Linked DNA regions of Homo sapiens: all the other regions are linked to region 2. Evidence: chromatin loops called from intact Hi-C (ENCODE). Cell type or tissue: dorsolateral prefrontal cortex. All regions are shown on one strand.

What was found. Peaks named below come from ENCODE experiments on the same cell type or tissue, not always from the same donor. Only the 100,000 strongest peaks of a DNase experiment are listed, where the experiment ranks them.
Region 1: a loop joins it to region 2, with 7 times the contacts of the local background. A loop is called at or near these places in 59 of 110 quality-filtered maps.
Region 3: a loop joins it to region 2, with 6 times the contacts of the local background. A loop is called at or near these places in 24 of 110 quality-filtered maps.

What each region holds. Positions count from the first base shown.
Region 1 is chr9:110,184,823-110,192,822 of GRCh38, forward strand. No RefSeq gene overlaps it. Among named protein-coding and RNA genes, the nearest start is that of C9orf152, 19 kb to the right of the region's middle. In dorsolateral prefrontal cortex, no CTCF peak of the experiment used is centred here; a DNase peak (open chromatin) is centred at 4,435; H3K27ac peaks cover 934 bases.
Region 2 is chr9:110,619,413-110,627,412 of GRCh38, forward strand. It overlaps LOC105376218 (a long non-coding RNA gene), which reads left to right. Exons shown (of 3, transcript XR_007061731.1): 3 at 489-5,730. Among named protein-coding and RNA genes, the nearest start is that of SVEP1, 44 kb to the left of the region's middle. RefSeq lists enhancers at 867-1,036, 1,708-1,877, 6,975-7,144. In dorsolateral prefrontal cortex, CTCF peaks have their summits at 4,229 (motif pointing left) and 4,433; a DNase peak (open chromatin) is centred at 4,238.
Region 3 is chr9:110,422,725-110,430,724 of GRCh38, forward strand. SVEP1 (sushi, von Willebrand factor type A, EGF and pentraxin domain containing 1) reads right to left here. Exons shown (of 48, transcript NM_153366.4): 33 at 7,550-7,726; 34 at 7,196-7,280; 35 at 6,419-6,610; 36 at 4,867-5,034. Among named protein-coding and RNA genes, the nearest start is that of TXNDC8, 89 kb to the left of the region's middle. In dorsolateral prefrontal cortex, CTCF peaks have their summits at 3,508 (motif pointing left), 4,982 and 5,184; a DNase peak (open chromatin) is centred at 4,987; H3K27ac peaks cover 3,178 bases.

The sequences.
Region 1 (8,000 bases), 430 kb before region 2:
TGTTCTAAGCAGTCATTTAGAGGCTCAAGCTCTTTCCACCCTGTTGCTCTGTTACCTCCACAACCTTGTTGTCATGGGCATGGTCCAGCCTTAGGAAACTGTAAGGTGCGGTAAAGCATTTACTGAAAATACAGGTGGTTCCATTCCCTGAACCAGTAGCTGTAGCTTCCTTGCCTTGATTGGGACAGACAGCTGACCAACTTCTGAAGATTAGGAAACAGCCATGCCAGGGTTCCTGCTGCTACTGTAGATGCTGGCAAAAGAACAACTCAAACTAAGCCCAAAGCATAAGCTGTTAGAAACTGATTAAGGGTGCACATCCTCCCTCATTATTCAGTCCGCACCTAGTTTATTCCTTCCCGTAGTTAAAACAGCAAAAGCTATGAGGAGAATAGCTCCAAGGACAGATGGGAGAAACACAGGGGAACTTTCCATTAATCCTGGAAAGGCCTCTGGGTTGCTCAGGAGATCCTCTATATGCACACGAGACAGCATTATCATCTGAATGCTCACAATCCACAAATCCTGCATCTCATGGGAGCAGTGTTCTTGCGCTTAAGAAGGCTCCATCACAGACACACAGAAATACTGTAAAAATAAAGTGACTATGTTCAGATGTCCCTTAGCCACGTTACCTATGTCTCACTCCAGGGCAGCTAAGGAGGGCTTTTCAGAGCCTCTCAGGGTCATGCGGGTGTTTGTACTTGTGGCAGTTTCTCTAATTCTGAGTTTGCAAGCCTTGCAGACTGACCTGAAGAAAATGGCTGTGGCTGTCGAACACGTTTGCCATGTGGTTTAGTCTGGGTTCATTTCAGCTGGTCTGGATTGATTGCGTGCTTATCTCCAGAGCTACCTGCTGCATGGTAGTGACCTTAGCTAAAACTATGGAATGCATTCACTAAAGAGAAATAATGTGTTTTAACCATGAGTTCCTGAGTAGTTTCCCGAAAGGATGTACCAGTCTACCTGCAATGTTTAGTAATCATAATAATTATTATATGCATCTGATGTTGGTGGAGCCTGGGTTGACCTTTAAGGCTGGCCATGTAGCTGGAATGGCCTAGGGGACCAGCTCACTAGAAGAGACCCTCCCTGCAAGTAGACCTGGGTTTCCAGTTCTCATATTCTCTGTGTGAACGCTGATGGTGTCTGAGACCTAGAAACCAAGCATGTCTTGTGTGACTCAGCAATGGGAAGACAAAGAAGCCTGTGCCTGAGAGCTGCAGATCCCTTTTGATACTCTTCTCTCTCCTGCGGTTGCAGTATTGTACCCTTTACCTGTAATAAAGCTGTCTGAGTATAAACTCAGCACCTTAAGTATAACACTTAAGGTAATTAATGTGTAATTAATGCACATATTCTTCTAGATACACCTGCATACTCATATAATGTCACCCAAACCATTAAGTGATTTACTTGGTCCTTGGCCATCAGTCTGGTACACTGGAAAGGTACAGGCTCATTATAAGGGTATGATGAGGGTTTTCTACCGTAACTCTCTGGACTCCATAAACATCCCCAAAGAGAATTCAGATTATCTTTTCTACCTGTGTTTGAGGTGCCACAGCACAAAGCTCACTCCAGGCAGACAGAGGAAAGTGAGCACTGGGCAGGTTGAGGCAAGTATGAATCATCCTCTGACATCAGACCCCTCCTTGGAAGCTTTATCATTGGTATGCTTAATCCAGTTCCATCTGAGCCTACATCAAAAGTGGAGAAGAATAAGTTTGGGGAGCAAAAATGTGGGAGTGAATTTGGTGCAAGGGGTTCACATTAAAGCATAGCATTCCAGAAGCCCATTTAAAATGGGTCCCGGGTTTCAAGAGAGTGAGCAGGGCAGGATATTCCCCAGGGAATCACCTGCATAGATGTGAGAGGTGATGCCATGGACCACCTCGCCAAGGAGGAATGCAGACAAAAAATGGGATGAGCACCTGGGACAGAGCCATGTGGATGAGACAGAAAGATTCAGGCAGAAAGGTCAGAGGGGAGCCAGAGGGCAATCATACATAACTTTACAAAAAGTAATAACTTGGCCAGGGGCGGTGGCTCACACCTGTAATCCCAGCACTTTAGGAGGCCGAGGTGGGTGGATCACCTGAGGTCAGGAGTTTGAGACCAGCCTGTCCAACATGGTGAAACATCTCTACTAAAAATACAAAAATTAGCTGGATGCATTGGTGGGCACCTGTAATCCCAGCTACTTGAGAGGCTGAGGCAGGAGAATTGCTTGAACTGAGGAGGCTGAGGTTGCAGTCAATGGAGATGATGCCATTGTACTCCAGCCTGGGCAACAGAGCAAGACTCTGTCTCAAAAAAAAACAAACAAAAGTAATAAATTATTAAGAGGAAATTCACATAACATTAACCATTGTAAAGCAGATAATTCAGTACATTCACAATGTTATACAACCACCACCTCTAGTTCCAAAACCTTTTTATTATCCCAAACGGAAATCCTGTGCTGTGTCCTGTAAATGGTCACTCCCCATTCCCCTCACTTCCAGCTTCTGGCAACCACTAAGCTGCTTTCTGTCTATGAATTTGCCTATTGTGCACATTGCACATAAATAGAATCATACAATATGTGCCCTTTTGTGAATGAGCTTCTTTCTCCTAGTATAATGCTTTCAAGGTTCAGCCGTGTTGTAACATGAATCAGTACTTCATTCCTTTTGATGGCTGAATAATAATCTATCATATGGATAGACCACATTTTGTTTCTCCATACTCTGTTGGTGGGCACTTGGGTTGTTTCCACTGTTTGGCTATTGTGAGCAGTGCTGAAAACATGGGTGTACATGTACTTATTTTAGTCCCTTTTTTCCATTCTTTTGGGTGTATACCTAGGAATGGAATTGTGAGGTCATATGGTAATTTTCTGTTTAACTTCATACATAACTTTCAAGCTCAGCCGCATCAGCGGTTGGCAATTAGAAGAAGGTTGTTGGAGAGAACTGTCAGTCAGCTGAGAGTCCTATCCCCATAAAGAGGGGGTAGTAGGGGATGCCTGCCTCATTTCAAGCTGTGGGAAAGAGGTTTTCAAAAGGGCCCCTCAAGCAGCTTTTATTTGTTCCTTGTAAACTGGAGAACATGACACACCTGAGAACTCCAAAGGGCTCCAGGTCATAGCTGACGGTGTCCCTAATGGCTGCATGAGGTTGGCCTCCTCTCCTGAGTTTGTGAGCACAAAGTATGTGTGTGACCCATGAAGCAGAGAGGGGCTTCGCATTTAAGACAGATGGTGTTAAGATTTTCTTAGATCCTGATTACAACCACTGCCTTGGAGGGGTGAGGTGTGGAGCAAGAGCAAAACCAAGCTGGTGGTTGACTCCTGCATGCCGAGGAGCTGCAGATGGATTCTAAGCAACCAGGAAAAGCAGAGATGCCTCCTCCCATGTCCAGGGAGGATCCCATCCATTAGAGGGTGAATTTCCAAAATGAGGAAAGAAAAAGTGTCAGCATTTAATTCCTTCCCCGTGCATCTCATGACAGTATTACTCAAGTAAGGTCTTACCCACCTCCCTCCCAGTTATTGTACACTCCCAACCCTGGAGAGGATGAAACTTCCCTAAGTAACTTGGGATGAGAGCTAGAAGCTCAAGTTTGGAGAGCAGTTAACCAAGCTTCCCGTCCTTCCTCACTGCAGACGTCCAGCCCAGAGCTCCTGAGAAAGAAGTTGGAGGGCTTTTTTGTTTTTAAACTTGTGCTGGGCAGGACTTACTAAGTTCTGAACTGAAACGAGTGGTTTTCATTCCTATGAGTGACACACCCAGCCATGAATTTCATCCAAGGCCTTGGAAGGTAAAAATGAAGTTGTTTATAATTAATTATCTCCTGTTATGGAGTAAATGTTTGCATACTCCAAAATTCATATGTTGAAATCCTGAACCCCAATCTGGTGATATTAGGAGATGGGGTATTTGGGAGGTGATTGGGTCATGAGGATGGAGACCTCATGAATGGTACTGGTGTTCTTATAAAAGAGACCTCAGGGAAAAAAAAGAAAATAAAAAAGCGACCCCAGAGAGATCTCTTGATCCTTCCACCATGTGAGGACACAGCCAGAAGATGGCCGTCTATGAACAGGAAGCAGGCCCCCATTAGATGCTGAGTTTACCAGTGCATTGATCTTACACTTCCCAGCCTCTAGAACTTTCAGAAACAGATTTCTGCTGTTTATAAGCCACCCAGTCTACGGTATTCAATTATGGCAGCCTGAACTGACTCAGACATATCCCAGAAGTTGCACCTGTTCCAAGTGGTTAAATTTTTGTTACTTAGCCTCCTTAAGAACAAAGCTCGTGACTTCCTCTGTATCTGTTGCTTCTGTACCAGAGTCTGGCATGTGGAGACACTGAGTACATGTTCTCTCTTTGTGCATAAACTCTGTTTACTTCCTCATCAAGCACTCCAGCTGGAACTCAGCAAGCAAACACAAGGCGTGCTTCACAGCCCTGGGCCTGGAGGCTAGTGCAGCAAAGGGTGAGACGTTCTGTGCCCTTCCTATGGGGATAGGTAGGGAGTGAAACTTTTACCCTGCCACCTCCTTTCCCCCATCAGCAGAGATTAACAGAATGGACATTCTGTAGACTGGATAGGAAAATGGAGCTAAAAGTTACTTATCTTGCAAAAATGTCATAATCTCCCCAAAGCTAGTAAGCAATTCTCTGTGTCTCTGTCCAAACGCTTGGGACACTAAGGCGGATTGTTTTTTTTTTTTTTTTTTTTTTAAACTCAAAAAAGAAGAAATGTTTACAAGGGAAAATCTACCAAATGTGACTTCTCCATACTGATCACCCATTAAGGCAGGGGGTAGACTCTACCACAAATGGTGGTTTTCAAAGTTGAGTGTGCATCAGAATCCTATGGAAGCCTCGCTAAAACGGACTGCTGGCCCTCACCTCTTGAGTTTCTGAGTCAACAGGTCTGGGTGGGGCCAAATAATTTTCATTTTGGACATGTTTCCAGGTGACGCCGATGCTGCTGGCCTGCAGAACACACTTTAGAGCCCCTGAGTGAGACATAGGAGATTTGCTGGGATTCAAAATCACTCTTAAATTAACCACCCTAAAATTTTTAAAGTGTCTGAAAAATACCCTGAAAATAACTCTTTGCCCACCCTCCTCACCTCTGGCTAAATACCTGAGAGAGGTTTTCCAGGAGTTTCTTGCCCAAATCATTCCAGGCCCTTGCCCTGAAGCCTGCCTCGTTGTAATCACTGCATTCTCTCTGGTCTTCATATGACTTCCAGTCCATCTCAAGAATAATGCTGAAATTAGAGAAACTCCAAGACATGAAGTCATCAGCACACTTCTGGTTCTATGTAATGATGAAAGGCAGACAGGTCAGCCCTAGTGGGGAAGCTCAGGGTTTTCCAAAGCTTTGGGATGAGGAAGCTGCATCCCAAAAGAGGGTCCTCTGAGATGGTTCTCAAGGATACGGCAGGGCCTACCTGTTGGTAGGAGGAACAAAAAGGGTCTTCTGGCCTACAGTCTTTTTCAAAGACTCATCTGGGTGACTTCCTTGCCTTCTACTCACAGAGCTGGTGTGATAAAATACGCATGGGGCTGCCTCCCCCATAGGACCCTCCCCAACCCCTTCTCCCCACCATGGGAACTCAAGTGGAATATAAGAGTGGCACCCAAAGGAGGAGAGACATGAAGATTCCCACAAGTTCTGTACTCAGCCTCACAGAGAAGCCTCTATCCATTGAGCACATTTGTGCCTCAGTTTATAATCAGTGTGGTCCTAAGGCAGTGGGTCTCAATGCTGAATCTTAGAATTCTAGAATCACCAGAGGGAGCTTTCAAAAAATACCCATGCTTGAAACCAGCTCACCCAGACAGGCATCTGTAAAAAAAGAGGGGTGGGGAGGTTTAAAGAGAAATGGAAGCAAATGTCCACGAAAGGATGTGTAAAATGAACAATGCTTACTGTATGCATATAGCAAAAAAGTAGAAACAGGAGAATGGAAAAATAAATTGTAGTTAATTATTGGGAAGAGACTGAAGGCGACTTTCTAGAATGCTCAAAATGTATATCTTGATCTGTGTGTGTATGTATCTGTATCTGTGAAAATAAGCAGATATAGATGTAGATATAGATACAGATATGGTTTGACTGTGTCCTCACCCAAATGTCAACTTTTTTTTTTTTTTTAGATGGAGTCTTACTGTATCACTCTGTTGCCCAGGCTGGAGTGCAGTGGCGTGATCTCGGTTCACTGCAACCTCCGCCTCCTGGGTTCAAGCGATTATCCTGCCTCAGCCTCCCGAGTAGCTAGGACTACAGGTACAGGCCACCACGCCTGGCTAATTTTTGTATTTTTAGTAGAGAGAGGGTTTCACCATGTTGGCCAGGCTGGTCTTGAACTCCTGACCTCAAGTGATCTGCCTGCCTTGGCCTCCCAAAGTGCTGGGATTACACCTGTGAGCCACCATGCCCAGCCCCAAATCTCATCTTGAATTGTAGCTCCCATAATCCCCACGTGTCATGGAAGTGAGCCAGTGGGAGGTAATTGAATCATGGGGGTGGGTTTTTCTTGTGCTGTTCTCATGATAGTGAGTAAGTCTCACGACATCTGATGGTTTTATAAAGGGCAGTTCCCCTCCACTTGCTGTCTTGCCTGCTGCCATGTAAGACGTGCCTTTGTTCTTCCTTTACCTTCTGCCATGATTGTGAGACTTTCCCAGCCATATGGTACTATAAGTCTATTAAACCTCTTTCTCTTTATAAATTACCCACTCTTGGGTATTTCTTCATAGCAGTATGAAAATGGACTAATACATATATAATACATAATAATTAACACATAAGCTATACTCAAGATTAACACACTTCCCACACTTTACATGGTTTATGCCTTGATCAACAGAAACAATGCCAGTGCTCAAGCCCTACTTCAGAGATTGTCATTTAATTGAATATTTTCCAAGCTTCCTGATGATTCTCTTATGCAATCAATGTTGAGAAACACCGTCTCAGAAGATAGGGCCACCTTGGTCTGGGCCTGAGGCTAGAGAAACAAAAAGAGGCCTTGTAGGCCATCTAAGACTGGCTGGACTCATCAGGGTTTTGCCATAGTACACACTTGTTTGGAATTTCCTCTGCACACGCACCCTTTGGGGACTGGTAGTGGTACCTGACTGGTCAGGGGTCTTCTCATTGATCTTGTTAATTTGTGGCAATGCTCAGCAGAGAGGATACTGGGATTTGTGGGGGGCATCCCCACAGCCCTCAGGTTGTGAATGCAGCCACTGGTATCATGAACAGTGCTTTAAAAGGAGAGCAAGGCTCCAGTCTTGGGGGAGAATCCAGCAAGTGCAATCTGAAGCTGGCAGAGAAAGGGACCCATGGCAAGAGAGAGACAGGTCTCGCTCTTAGAACCCTCCCACCACGAGAGCACCTGCATTTCCCTTTTTTTTTTTTTTTTTTTTGGTGGTGGAGTCCTGCTCTGTTGCCCAGACTGGAGTGCAGTGGCAAGATCTTGGCCCACTGCAACCTCCACCTCTCAGGTTCAAGCTATTTTCTTGCCTTAGCCTCCTGAGTAGCTGGGATTACAGGCACACACCACCATACCCGGCTAATTTCATATTTTTAGTAGAGACGGGGTTTCACCATGTTTGCTAGGCTGCTCTTGAACTCCTGACTTCAGGTGATCCACCCGCCTCTGCCTCCCAAAGTGCTGGGATTACAGGTGTGAGCCACCATGCCCATCACACCTGCACTTCTTGTAAAGAGAAGCAGTTCCTGCATTGGGAGAAAATGTGCTAATCTGGATCTGGGGCTGATACTGATTTTGAGAGCCAGCTCGCCCCCCCTTAAAAACATTTGGGGTTTGGGTTGGCAGAAGACAGCATTTGCTATGACCAGCTTTTTCCTCCTTCTCCTATTTCTCAGCCAGGGCTCGGGGGCTTGTGTGCTTCCAAGTCTTAATTATGATCCTGGATTTGAGGAATTCAGGGGGTGGATTCACACAGGATGGGGGAGTTATCAGT
Region 2 (8,000 bases):
AATTTGTTGCTTTGTGTTGATGTATAATCTGGCTTTCACTGATATTTTAGTAAGGACTCTGCACAGGATAAGTATGGATAGCTAGCTAGAAGCTATTCTCACTCTTCTCTTCAGCATGGTGACTTGAATTTCCATGGTATAGTTTCAACATTGTCATTTGGTTTCCTCATTATCTTTGGCTTTTCCAAGAGCATGCTACCTATATTATAAACTGAACCTTATTTTATGTTCTATAGCTCCATAGCTTGTTTCTGCTTCATTCAACCTGATTTCATGCTAAACATGAAAGTAGCTATAAAATTCCTACTTTAAAGTGTTAATTGAAAGATTATGAAGAAAAGAACAGGGTTTTAGTAAAGACTATATTTAACTGATGGTAAAGACTATCATGACCAAATTTATTTGGCAAATGTTTGCCACTAATGTTGACAGGTAATGTAAATGGCTCATACTATAATAATCTGCTTTCTTTTTTTGTCTTCTTCCAGGTTCTGGATGAAGCCTTCCACCATTTTAAAGCTCCTTTTATGGATATTTCTGGTTTTGGTCTCAGATTTTCATTCTCCAAACATTCTCTTTAGATGACCACATTCACTTTCAAGTATTCATGCCAAATAAATCTTCATTTCCAGCCCAGACCTCCCTCCAAACTCTTGGTTTGTTTAGTCACTTGCAACACAGATTATTCATCCAGATTTCCATGGGCATCTCAAAATCAACACATCCAAAATGAAGTTATCATCCCTGATAATCCTCCTAGCTCCTGTCCCATTCATCTCCCTCCCATCTCTCACCCATAAAGAATTAACTACTGATGTTTCTCACTAACCAACCCATAATAATGACCTGCATTAATTAATCCATGTGCAATTCAGAATTACTTACATTCATTTATCCATGTGATATTTTCACTCATTAATCACCATCGTCTGCATATGTAAACAGGAACAACAACATCCACCTATCCCAGCAGGGGTTTTGCAATTACTTTAAAGCCTTTTCAAATATATTTTTGTGTGATTAAAATGATGGAGATATTTCAAATGAATTCAAGTATAAAATGCAAAATATTCCAACTTCATAAACTGTTTACTTCTGGCTTAGAAAATGTTAATATTTTTACTCAACCCATCTGGCTCTGGAGATGCTGTGTGTGCTTGATAATTGTATGTGAAAATTATTATTTGCATCTTTAAAAATTACTTGAGGAATGCTATTTATTAAACTTGTTATTCCTATCTATTTTTTGACAACATAATACAACTTTAAATTCAAAAGAAAAATTGACAAGACATATTTTAGCAGTTTAAAATGAACATCACAGATACAAAATGATCAAAGTAAAATATTATTAGCTGTAGATGACTCAAATATTTCCTCGTCTTACTGTCTTTTGTTTTGATGTGATTTCCTTCCATCCTTAAAAAATCCTGTAGCACCATCTGCTCCTATAACACTTTGGCATGCTTAAAAATTTCATTTCCAGACTCGGCAGTTTTGAAATACTTCCATGGACATTTCTTAAAGAAAATAAGTTGGAAGAATTTCCATTCCTCCCAGCTTGTTTCTTAATAAACAGCAGACGAAGTACTCAAGAAACACAGAGCTATATAAATGTTTTGTTATAATCAGACATTTCCCTTCTGATTTTCCCTCTGACCCTGTGGCTATATTATGCCTGAGGAAACAGTATTTTATATGCTATGTGCACAGTTTATGCAACAATTTTTTAATATGCAGATCTGGTTTTATAATCTGAATTCTAAAATGTAATGAATTTCCATGAAGTGTATGTTTCATGGATAAGCCAGCATTTAATAAATGACTAGATTACCCAAACACTCCAAGGGAAGTTGGAGACTAAGCAAGTAATATCAGTAAAAATAATCCAATAAACTAAATAGATTCTCCTTCTACGAAATTTAACCATACATTTAGAAAAAATTAGACTTCCAGTTTTTGACAGCGGTAATGGAAAATTAAGTGGCTCATTTTTTCAATGTGTATGACTCCAAGTCGTTGAAACTGATACAGAAGTATAAATAAGAGGTATTAAGTGATGCTGAAACTGTGGTAGGAGAAATAGCAATGGACTAATGGCCTCCTCAGGGAAGCCTAAATATAGGTGTTGCATTGTTTACAAATATATTCATCCTTTTAGTCACTTATTCAGCATATATCAAACACCTACTATGTCTAGATTTCATGTTAGTTTCTGCAATGAATCAATAATTTCCTTGTCATTTTAAAATAATATTTATCTATCATCTTAGAGATGCAACTTGGTCCCCTTCATCCAGCAATTTCTACTCTAACCCGTTTTTCACATAATAGCCAGAGTAAATTTTGTAAAGTTACAATTGTATTGTAGGATAAAGGTCTAACTCCTTAATGTGGTTTACAATGCCCTTTACAAAAGTCTCACTTTTACTTACCCTCTTAGTCTCTGCCTTTCTACACTTACTGTCTAGCCATACTGAATTACTTCGCTGTCACTCGAGACTTAGTTCTTTGCATGCTCTTTCCTCCACCAAAAATATTTTTTTTTCTCCTCTCCTTACCTGGCTTCTTTTTTAAAAACTTTTATTTATTTATTTATTTATTTTGAGACAGAGTCTCTCTCTATCACCCAGGTGGGAGTGCAGGGGTGCAATCTCGGGCTCACTGCAACCTCTGCCTTCCAGGTTCAAGCGATCCTCCTGCCTCACCCTCCCAAGTAGCTGGGATTACAGGCATGCACCACCATGCCTGGCTAATTTTTGTAGTTTTAGTAGAGACGGGGTTTCACCATGTTGGCCAGGCTGGTCTCAAACTCCTGACCTCAAGTGATCTGCCTGAGGCCTCCCAAAGTACTGGGATTACAGGCGTGAGCCACCGTTCCCGGCCTCTTTACCTGACTTCTTTTCTTTACCCTTTAGTTTCTGACATAAACATCTTATCAGTGAAACCTTCCCTAAGGAACAATGCCAAGTCAGATGACCATAGTGACCTATGCTTTCCACCTTGCAGCACATAACACAGCCAGTTATTTATTTCCTTGCCTCTTCTACTGGACTGTAAACCCCTTGAGGACAGGAAATATACTTTGCTTGCCCTGGAAACCTCGTTATGTGAAATAGCACTTTGGCATACCTTGGTAAAAAAAAGGCTGAATGAGGAAGTGGAAGAGTGAGCCATGCATTCTTCCTGTCTCTCTGAGTGAGGTCATTCAAAATGGCAAGGGTGTAAAGACGAGGGAGGCATTCATTTGCCTTGCCACTTGACTACATGGGTTGGAATATTTGATGGTAAATGCACATACTTAATCATACTCTTTTTTAAACACTACATTTAAATTCTAATTTACTATTAAAATATTTCCAACTTAAATCAGTAATGCCTTAATTTTTCTTATGGAGAAGAGTGTGTGACTTACTCTTCTTGTTTACTTTAGTGCATTATGATGGACTGAAATACAAAACAATTCCAAGATCAACTTAAATATATTTTTCTTGTTTTGGAAGCAGAATAATAATAACAAATTAACTAATCTAGAGAAATAAATATGTTCAGTAGAGAGATAATTGCATTTGCTTGGGTAAAATATTTTGGCTTGCTCAGTATCACATGTATACAGCTGTATTTCTAAAACAACTTTATTCATAAATAACATTTCTTTAAATATTTATTGATAATGATATGGCAATCTAGTATACTATGACTTTAACCTCTATAGATTCTAAGATCAAATATGTAAATGAAATAAACATACATCTATGCATATTCAACTAGGAAGCATTGTATTGAAACACTAATGATAGTATTAAGGGTTGAATTTTATTTTCATTTTTTTACTTTTCTATATTTTTCCAAACTTTGAGAATGAGCACATAGAAAAGAAAACCAATTAACATTTTTATATATGAGATAGAGCAGAAAAGATAATGACATTGTTCAAGAGAGAAATAGTAGATATGGGTGTTCCATAAGTTTCTTGCTAGCTTTAAAACTAATTTTATGAGTTCTCAATTGTACTGTCAAAAAATATATAGATTTCAATCCAGTAGAGATTCAAATAGAAATATCTGTCAAATATTCTTTCTTAATAGATAATTAATGAAAAAGCATACAATATGACTGTCATAAAAGGTGAATGCCTTTCACCTCATGGGCACTTACGTATCTAATGAATCCATGAACTGGTCAATGAATAGAAACTGAAGTTTGTGTATTAAAATCCTGTCTCTGCTGCCCTCCAGTGGCTTAACTCTGAAGAACTTCAAAAGAGAAAATCAAGTGCCATCTATTCCCAGATCCTTATTTGTGGTGAGTATGAATGCTCAGGTGTGTGAGCTTGGGATTTTTCCTGGACAGTTTTGTATTTGTCCTATTAGATATTACCTTGGTATATCAAGACCAAATTCCCAAGACTAAATGCATTACCCATCTCCTCCCACCTGCAGAAGGGTAAGCTGGAGCAACTGCCATAAATGGTGCCAATAAATACTAGCATTTGTTCGTGGACAGTTTATAGAGACTTTTCAATTGTGTTATCACAGAAAACTCCTAGTAAGAAATAGTGGTGATAGCAATTGCATCTCGTTTATTAGAAATTTCTCTGATTCCCTTTACAAAGTGGGTGATGGTGTCAGTGTTATCTTTAGGTATGAAAACCCTATGAACAGCTTATAGTCTAAAACTTACAATGTGGTGCTGTAGAAAGATGTTAGCTTAGCAGCAAACATCATCAATAAATATCTTCTGCAATCTGGTAACCATTAGAATTATATATTTTTTATTGCCCTGGACTATGAGAATTACATTCTGAATTCATTTGGTATCTTGTGTAGGCATAGGAGAAAACCTTTTTGTATCTAAGAAAATGGGGTTTTTGACATTGACTATCACCTGTTCCCAGATCTCCTAGGACTCAGACCTCAGACCTCACACCCCTGAAAGCTGAAACCTCGGGGGTTTCAGATAGTGATCTCTAATTGAGTTCTTGTCTAGATGAATTCTTAAAATATTTTACCTTTCCCTGTTATTGTGGTTCTGGAATATTCTTTTGGTTTTAGCCAAGGAAATCTCTCAATTTCTTCAAAAGTTTGCTACTGTGCCTCTAGGTGGTACAATTATTTCCATCTTTTTGCTCATTTGCAGCCTGTCTTTTTGGATTATAGTCTCTCACTACTTAAGCAATTTCTTCCTTTTCTGTAGTATGTCTCATTTGTCCTTCATAATAATGAATGTCTGTGTTTTTTATTCTCAGGTAGATTACTGGAATTTTACGTATATTTTATTGGTGTTCTCATGAATGCTTGGATTTAACAATTGTACCATTTTCCAACGTTCTATGTCATAGTAATTTTGCAACTTGTTTTCAATTAATAATATGTTGAGAATAGTGTACATAAAATGCATTTTAGAACTAATCCTAAGATAAAGTGTCTCACCAAAGCATATTTTATAACAATAAAGCAGTAGAAAAAATAAGTTAACTAAATGTCCAACAAGTGGAGATGTATTATATAAATTCAGTACCATCAAAAATGTAATATTACTCAGTAATTAAAATTATATTTTATTTAAATGTTCATTGGCTTGTGAAAAGTCTATAACATACCAAGTAGAAGTTAAAGTTATATTTTGTAAGTTAAAAAAATTTTAAAAGGTGAGAAGTATATACAAGATTTTTCCCATTTTTTTAGAAATGGATATGCATGTGTATATTGTATGTATGTTTATATGTTATGTATATGCACACAAAAATGCCTAAAAGGATATGAGTTACTAATAGTGATTTTATCTTTGGTGTGGTTGTCATTATTTAAATCTAAAATAAAAAAAATCTTAACTCCATTATCCTTCATGAAGCCCTTAATCTAATCGAATAGTTCCTTAAACTCTAGCATATACTACTTTTATGCTGTTGGTGGGACTGTAAACTAGTTCAACCGTTATGGAAGTCAGTGTGGCGATTCCTCAGGGATCTAGAACTAGAAATACCATTTGACCCAGCAATCCCATTACTGGGTATATCAAAGGACTATAAATCATGCTGCTATAAAGACACATGCACACGTATGTTTATTGCAGAACTATTCACAGTAGCAAAGACTTGGAACCAACCCAAATGTCCAACAATGATAGACTGGATTAAGAAAATGTGGCACATATACACCATGGAATAATACTATGCAGACATAAAAAAGGATGAGTTCATGTCCTTTGTAGGGACATGGATGAAGCTGGAAACCATCATTCTCAGCCAACTATCACAAGGACAAAAAACCAAACACCTCATGTTCTCACTCATAGGTGGGAATTGAACGATGAGAACACATGGACACAGGAAGGGGAACATCACACACTGGGGCCTGTTGTGGGGTGCGGGGAGAGCGGAGGGATAGCATTAGGAGATATACCTAATGTTAAATGACGAGTTAATAGGTGCAGCACACCAACATGGCACATGTATATATATGTAACTAACCTGCACGTTGTGCACATGTACCCTAAAACTTAAAAGTATAAAAAAAAATAAATTAAAATAAACAGCTGAAATGAAAAAAAAAAAAACTCTAGCATATACTTTCAGTTTCCTAAACACTCTCATAAATGTATTGTAGTGCAATAAAATCTAACACATTATAATGCCATCTTTATTCTATCATCTCCTATCAGTTCTTAGTGGAATAAATTTGAGATCAGAACAGTAAGATAATTCTATTGACCAATGGACATTACTGAATCGGGGGAAATTCCAAAGTGGAAATGCACTGTGTCACACGTTTGTTTATTATAGTTGCAGCCTCAGCATTCATAAGTTGTTAGGAATCCCATAACCACTTAGGACTGACATAAGTTGTTTGAATCCCAGTCATACCCCGTCACCTTTGGCCTAGTTAAAACTCCCCCTTCCTGCGAGGTTGTTTGCAAAATAACATGCTTATGCCTCATACCACTGATCCAAAACCCAATGCATCCCACCATTGCCAAGCACAATAACACCTAATGGTCAACACCAGAGCTCTAAAAATAAGTTCCTCATTCACACATGTTTTCTTTACACTAGCCAATCCACAACTTCCGCAGGAAAAACTAAGGGATAGTGCCCGTGGCTTTGGTCCTTCCTAAAGACATAGCCCCACAGGTTCCCCTCCTCCCCATCTCATTGCCCACCCACTGGTTGAGCTTCCTGCTACCACCTACAGATTTCCCCATAGGCCTCACATTGGCACCCCCAACCTCTCTGGAACCGGTGAGTAATAAATTGCTTCTGTTTTATGCATTTTGGTTTCACAACCTCACTGAGTCTCACTTGGCTGACATACTTGAGGCTAACTTTCCCCCTATCAGGGCTCTCCTAGGGAGTGTCTATCTCGGCTTATGGCGACTCTCAAGAGAGAGATCACAAAAACAAAGCAGACAGAAATGATAACAATAGAAATCATAACACACTGCATTGGAGAAGTACAGAGAGTTTTCTTCAGACCTCTTAGGTTCTGTGGCTGGGTCTGAGAATTAAAGTAACAGAAGACATATTAACAAGAGAAAAACATACAAGTTTAATTTTTTTCATATGTACACGGGAGTCTTCATAAGGAAAATTAAGACCTGAAGAAGTTATTAGGCCTCAATAGTTATATATCTTTTTAAACAAACAACAATAAATTGTGAGGATGTGACAACAAAGAGGCTTGGGCCAAAGGCAGTAAATGTGGGACAGTGACTAGGAAATATATGGGAGAGACTAGTGGAAGATAAGGACTATTATAATAGATTTGTTTGTACGATTGATTTTGGTGTCAACTCCAAGTCTCCAGTGATAAAGATGGTCTTCTCTTCCTGGTACAAGAAGGGCATCTTTTTCACGGGAAATTTTATGGCCTGCTTTTAGATAAAAGGTGTTCAAAGCGTATTTTCTGTATCTGCTGATTCTCAAGTGTCTCCAGCTCAAAATAATCAATATGCAAAACAATAAATTTGGGGGTGACGTGTTCTGAACCCCTTTAGAAGAA
Region 3 (8,000 bases), 200 kb before region 2:
GTCCAACAATGATAGACTGGATTAAGAAAATGTGGCACATATACACCATGGAATACTATGCAGCCATAAAAAATGATGAGTTCATATCCTTTGTAGGGACATGGATGAAATTGGAAACCATCATTCTCAGTAAACTATCGCAAGAACAAAAAACCAAACACCGCATATTCTCACTCATAGGTGGGAATTGAACAATGAGATCACATGGACACAGGAAGGGGAATATCACACTCTGGGGACTGTGGTGGGGTCGGGGGAGCGGGGAGGGATAGCATTGGGAGATATACCTAATGCTAGATGACACATTAGTGGGTGCAGCGCACCAGCATGGCACATGTATACATATGTAACTAACCTGCACAATGTGCACGTGTACCCTAAAACTTAGAGTATAATAAAAAATAATAATAATAAAAAAAAAATAAAAAAATAAAAAAATAAAGTAAAAAAAAAAAAAAAGAAAAAAAAAAGAAAAATTGTCAATGTAGATTTGTATATTCAGCTAAACTACAATTCAAGAGCAAGGGCAAAATACTATTAGTTTCTGACCAAGACTGTGTAATTCATGACTCTTGCTGGAAAAGATGCAAAGAACATCTTCAGGAAGTAGAAACATGAAACTCAAATGGAAGGAGTGTGATGCAAAAAGAAATAGTGGTGAAAAAATTAATAGACATGTAAATAAATATACATAAGCAGTGACTGCAGTTAAAAAATGACTGATTTGGAAAGCTGTAAGATAAAAGGGAAGTAAAAAGGTACATAGTGATAAGACATTTAAGATGGGAGTGCTGACAGAAGTTAATGCTTTCTAAAGTCTTCAAGTTGTTCAGGAAGAAGGCAGAAACATTAAGTATGATCTTAGGATATGGAAAAATGTCTTAAGCCTGACAAAAAAAATCCCTAAAGGACTCTAAAGGAAACAACTGATAAATATGGGTATATTAAAATAAAAAATTCTATAACAAAAGGCACCATAGAGTAAAAACGAAGCCACAGATAAGCAGAATATCTTTGCAACTCATGTAATAAAAAAGGGATTGGTTTCCTGAAAATATAAGTCAATATGAAAAACAAAATGGGAAAGAGACACAAACAATTCATCCCTAGAATAAGAAATATGCACTTTCAATAACCCTTTGGAAGGTTGTATACCCAGTTAAACTACAATTTGAGAAGTGTTTATAGTCTTAAAGTAATTTCTGGGAAGAAACAATGGGAAAACCTTAAACAATGATGAAATTGGAAAGAAGAATCAACTGTGATAAACACTATTGTAGGCAAAGTTGTGGAGCTAGGGAAGCTATCTCACATATTATTGTTTAGAGTGTTAACTGGTATGGTCACTCCTGGGAGCATTTGGTACTATCTTGCAAAGTTAAAAATGTGCATCTTCCATGACTGGACAATTCCAACTCTTCGTGTCTAGGTCAGAGATGTTCTTTTACATGTGTGCCAGGAAACATGCAAGAATATTTACTTCAGCACTTGTATTCAAACGAAGTAAATAAATTAACCCTCTACCAGTAAGATGGTAATTTAGAGATAGCTCGTTCTGACAAGAAAATACTGTCTATCAGTGAAAATAAATTCAGTTGATTTACATGTATTGAGAGGGATAAATGTAAAAAAAATAAGGTTAAGTGAAAAATCAAAGCTTCAAAAGGATGCTTAGAATATGAAGCAACAGATACAAAAATTAAAATATATAAATTAATAGGATATTTGTTTATGGGGGAATATGTATTTAATAAAGACAAATATCCATGTTTGTTACTTTGAGGAGCATAGATGAGTGATGAGAATGGCTTCTAATTATATCTGTAATATTGTGTTTCTTTTATAAATAGAGATCTAAGGTAATGATGACAAGAATTTAACATGCACTTTTATTTCAGCAATGGATACATGGGTGATTTTAAATAGAGAGAATTTTATTTTTTGGCATTTTTGTTTTGTTTTGTTTTTAGACAGAGTTTCGCTCTTGTTGCCTAGGCTGGAGTGCAATGGCGCGATCTCAGCTCACTGCAACCTCCGCCTCTGAGGTTCAAGCAAGTCTCCCGCCTCAGCCTCCCGAGTAGCTGGGATTATAGGCATGCACCACCACACCCAGCTAATTTTGTCTTTCTAGTGGAGACAGGGTTTCACCATGTTGGTCAGGCTGGTCTTGAACTCCTGACCTCAAGTGATCCACCTGCCTTGGCCTCCCAAAGTGTTGGGATTACAGGCGTGAGCCACCACGTCCAGCCTAATTTTTGCATTTCTATTTATTTCAAATGTTTTGTTAAAAATTTGGCCAGAAGAAATGAACAAGAGAGAGGCTTTCCTTCCAGTCTGGCCACTTTCAGAGCACCCCTAAAAGGGCAAAATGCATATTAAAGGGGCATCATTTTTCTTCTCATCAAGAGTTTTAATTTCAGAAAAATAAAACTGTCTCCTAACAGTTATTTTTTTTTCCTTTCAGAAAAAGACTACACGTGGTAGTGATTTGGGACTATGTGTACTTCATATTAATTTGATTAGCTAGCTCAGATAGCTTCCCCATATATTATTGAAATGTCATCACTTTATATGCTAATAATGATACAGAAAACAATAAAGCCATATTTACATCATACTTCATATATATAACACACTTTTATAAAAATGGTCTCATACCCTTTAACAATTACATAATTTAGATGGGCAGATCTGATTCAATCTTTTCAATGACAGAAAAAGTTTCCACAGACTATGATCTTGCATAGAACAAATGGGCCTGTAAGAGAATGTGGCCCAACACCTTCATGTCTTAGCTATAAAGTGGGAATAATACTTCTTCTGCCAAACTCCATCTTTGTAGAAGGAAGTACATGAGATGATTCACATAGAATTCCTCTAAATAAAAAATCCTCTTCAAATGAATAGATTTTTTAATCGTTTTCATAATTGTCTTAATTGATTCTTTAAATCACTTTTAGATAAACGTTAGGCAGACATAAAACTCATCTTACTATATCTTCTAAGTGAACAATTTGTGAGGATGTGTATGATTTGTGAAGAGGAAAAGGTATAAATCTGTACATGTAGCATCATCTTTAATATTCAAATATACATGCAAAGACAAAATTCTAGGAAGAAATGAAGTAAAATATTACCAATATTTGTCTTTGGGTAATAAAATCATGGATGACTTTTAAATATAGATTTTGTGTTTTCTAGTTGTATATGGTGATCATGCATTACTTTTTAAATCAGAAAAAGCCCCAGCAATAGTCAATATCTAGATATTGTTTGGAACATGTATATTTGCTAAGATTTCACAAACATTTAAATGACTAATTTTAAATAGTCCTATCAGTTCATTAGGGGTAGTTTCTTATGTGAGTGAGTCCACAGGGGATAGATGGGACAATCAAAAGCCATTCCTGCATTGACATTTTAATATTAAAGATTCCTTGTTCACTTAAGAAGATGTTAAGATTTGGGCTTCAGTTATTTATGCAAGTCTTTAACTCTTATTATCTTTTCGCAAGAAAATATTGTTGCCACCTGCTGGCAGTCATGTATTAGTGGAATGGTTTTCTACTCCTGTGAAGTAAAATCCAACTTCCATGAAAATACAGAAACTGCACCAATCATCATAATAATGGCTAAGTTTGTTGGGTTCATTGATTTTTTTTTTCTGGTTAGGCCATGTATTATATCATTTTATTTCTCACAATATCCATAAGTATGAACTCATTTTATGCAGGAGGACCATCAAGGCAGAGCGGTCACACTATTTCCCTAAGGCCCCACAGTTAGTGAACAACAGAGTTGAGATACAAATCCAGAAAATGGCAACTTTTCTGCTGTGTCAGCTTGTGAAGAACAACTGTAGTAAATCTGGAGTGTGAAAGCCCTATTGATGAAAATATTTATTGAGGATGCATAGAGAAAAAACAATGATTGCAATGAAATGAAACTCAGATGACCTGAGATTTAGCCACCCCTCCATACTTTATTGGTTGCATTGAGACCCTAAACTGATCATCCCAAAGGGAGTCTTTCCCTTCACTGTCCCTCACAGGGCTTTTGCTAAGATCAAATGAGACAATGAGTCTGAAAGCCCTTCGTAATTTGTTACCTGGTTTCCAGAGGTGATCTCTGAATTAAATAAGATCCTTAGAAATGTAAAAACCTGAACTTTATTATCTTTTTTCCTCCCTGTAGATATGTCATCTTTATGTTATGACTTAAGTCTTGCCTTTGGTTTTGCAGAATATAAATACACGAACGCTCACTTAAAGGTACTTTTTGCATCTTAGTAGTACAATATAAGGCTGGGTGCAGTGGCTCATGTCTGTAATCTCAGGCTGAGGCAAGTGGATCACCTGAGGTCAGGAGTTCAAGACTAGCCTGGGCAACATGGTGAAACCCTGTCTCTACTAAAAATACAAAAAGTAGCCGGGTGTGGTGGCAGGCGCCTGTAGTCCCAGCTACTTGGGAGGCTGAGGCATGAGAATTGCTTGCACCTGGGAGGTGGAGATTGCAGTAAGCCAAGTTCATACCAATGCACTCCAGCCTGGGCAAGGTGATAGAGCAAGACTCTGTCTCAAAAAAAAAAAAAAAAAAAAAAAGTATAATATGAAGATATTTTTTCACTGCATTGCCCAATGTCCATTATTGAGGGTCTAATTTGATATACTACTCAAATTCCAGGAAAATATTATTTCCACAGGAGAATATACTCCGTCTCTGCAGGTAGGAAATAAAAGCATAAGGCTCTCTTTGTCTTTGGCTGCCAGGAAATTAAATTTCGTGTCCAATGGAGCCCATCTCTGCAGTCAGGAGCATCCACTTCCTTGGCTCTCAATGATCCTTTCCTTCACAGGCCCTACTCACCCTTCTTTGCAAGTGTAAGTGACGGTGTTCCTGAAAGTGAAGTTATTCCCCGTAATGACAGCATCTTTGATGGCAGGTGGTTCTCCACAGAAGACGAGGTGACAGGCAGGTGGCGCTCTGTCCCAGATGCCAGAAGCCGTGCATTCAATAATGGAAGGGCCCTGTAAGCTGCGGGAAAGAATGATGTTACTCTTTCATTGGCTATGGATTTGCTGCTATGGAGATAAAACAGGAAGAACTCTGGAGAAAATAAGGGACATTTGAGGAATTTGAGTACACAAAAATAGCATTTCTTCATATTAGATTGCTTTATATGAAAGCAAGAGAAATCTAAACAAGCTATACACCATTTGAAACAATGAATGGGTGAAAACAATATAACAACAGTAATCACTTGGTGCATAGTAAAATATTGAATCTGCTTATGGGCAGTGGTGTAAGGCACTCCAGACCTGTGAAGAGCAGATTACTTGGATGAGAAGGGGTTCATTAGACTGGTTAGAATCCAGCAGGAAGAAAGACACTCACCTAAGTAGCCAGGAAATCAGGGCAACTAAGGTCAAAGGGAACTGTCCAGGCCATGAGCCTGGGCATTTGAACCATGCTGCCCCTGACTCTGACCTCTGGTCTTCCTTTGACTTAAACCTCACATCCCTATGCCATGGCTTATCTGCCTTTCTTCTCAACTTGATTCTGATAGCATGCTTTAATTCACTCCACTTTCTCTTCACTCGATCTGTTCCACTTCAGATCCTGTTGATCATGTTTCTGATCACAGTCTGACTTTCTCCACTGTCCCCTCTGTTTAAACACACACACACACACACACACACACACACCATTAATCTCCTACAGTGTTAAGAACCTAGCCCCTTATCTTGACATGCTTTTTCATAACATTCCATGCAATGTTGAGTACGTTTGGTAAGCTGTTTATAAAGAAATCCATCACAAAAGCATTTATCGGGTATTCTGTTTATGCTTCATAAACTATTTTTGCTTTCATGTTTAAAGTCTGAATGCTTACAGCAATTGAACTAGGACTCTCAGAGTCATAGTTAGATAGAATATTTTCTTGGGCATTTACCATTAGCTAGGTAGGCCTCGGGAAGCATACAGATTTGAGAACATCCTCATATTTATAAATTTGTTTTTAGAGTCAGCCAGTCACGTACAAATGAAACCTATTGAGTAAAGAATACAGGCACGGTGGCTCACACCTGTAATTCCAGCACTTTGGGAGGTTGAGGCAGGTGGATTGCTTGAGCTCAAGAGTTCGAGACTAGTCTGGACAAAATGGCGAAACCCACATCTGTACAAAATACAAAAATTAGCTGGGCATAGTGACGCACACCTGTAGTCCCTGCACTCAGGAGGCTGAAGTGGGAGGATCGCTTGAGCCTGGGAGGCAGAGATTGCAGTGAGCTGAGATTGCGCCACTGCACTCTAGCCTGAGTGTCACAGTGAGACCATGTCTCAAAAAAATTAAAATAAAATAGGGAGCGAGTAACACAGTATTGTAGAAAGCTTGGTTGGTGTCTACAAATGTTACCTGTATCCTGTATCGCATGAATATGATGCAGTAGAAAGGTAGGTAAGCCCACTCAAAATATATTTTCCATTATTTATATTTTCCGGACTAGAACACTTCACTGGTTCACACACAGGAGGGGAATGACTCCAAGAACTGTTAGCAAGACAGGATGATTCTTTATCACCGGCCAGAGTATATCCTTTATTACACCTAAAGAAGATAGAGGAAAATTACAGGATATAATTTGCTTTATTTTGCATGCCGTTATCTGTGCCAAAAACCTCTAAAAATATTAAGAATTTATACATATTGGAAAAGTTGATTTTTTTTCCTACTGAAATAATGCTTTTAAATTAATTTTTTTTTTCAAGATTGAATACTGTATATCTTCCCCATAGGGAAGTAGGATAGATTTAAGAATTTGGCTTGCCTTCAGTTTGTGTCATGGATTAGTAACTACAAACAGGGAATCCTTGGCTTGAGAGTGGTGTGGTCTAGTCTGTTTCTGAGACATCAAGAGTATTCATTAGCTAGGAGCATCCACTCTCAGGGTGCCTCAAGGGGGCACTGGAGGTAATGATAGATTATTGGTCAGGGGATTTAAGGATTCTAGATATAACTACCATTAAATTATTGGATTAAGATTTGTTCACACTATGTATCATTCGATTAATTACATATTAATTCAAAAATGTCCTCTGCAATTATTTTCCCACCCCCTTTCTTTCAGTGTTATATCACTACCAGTATGCCATCAACATCTTCTACAATATAGTTTTAATCTTAGATACTTACCTATATGTCACTTTGCTGCCAAAAGTAAATGCTAACTCCTCAATGCAACCATTTTCTGGAATAGCCGGTTTACCACATGAAACAGCTTAACAAAGGAAAAACAAACACGTGACTTTTTTGAGACTGTGTGCAAAAATCTTTGAAATTTCAAGGGGCAGCTCAAGATCTTTTTTTGTTTGTTTGTTTTCTTTTTTTTTTTTTTTGGTGTGTGTGTGTGGGGTCATGTTTAAACATGAGCCTAATACCTCAGTTCAAATACAAAGAACATTGATACAACATAACACTTCATATGTCTACGCCTTACCTTTCTAGGATTGCCAAACATAAGAAACGTGGTAAATTTACTAAACATACCTTTACAATATGGTATTAGATGATTCCATTCTCCAGACTCCAAACATGTGATTTTGGTTACTCCCATCAACTGGTATCCTTCCTGACACGAAAATGTGACTTCGGCACCTACTGTATAAATCTCACCTGAGGAGTGGCCATTTTCCGGATTTCCTGGAGCCTTACATTTTATAGGTTCTAGAAACAGACAGTTTTGGTGGAATAATAAGTGGCTTTCACACAACCATGCAAAGTCTCACAGCAAAAGAATTCCACTATAGTTAAGAAACCTGTTAAAATCGCAAGAGAAAACCTCGTGAAGGGAAATGCATGAGGGCCCAGAGACACATTGGACATTAGACCAGAACATACATTTAATAAGCATTTAAGCAATAATAGTTTGAAACAGCAATTCCTAACAACAATATACATAATTTTTCTGGCTGCAAAGGTAGGCGCTCATTGGGAAAGT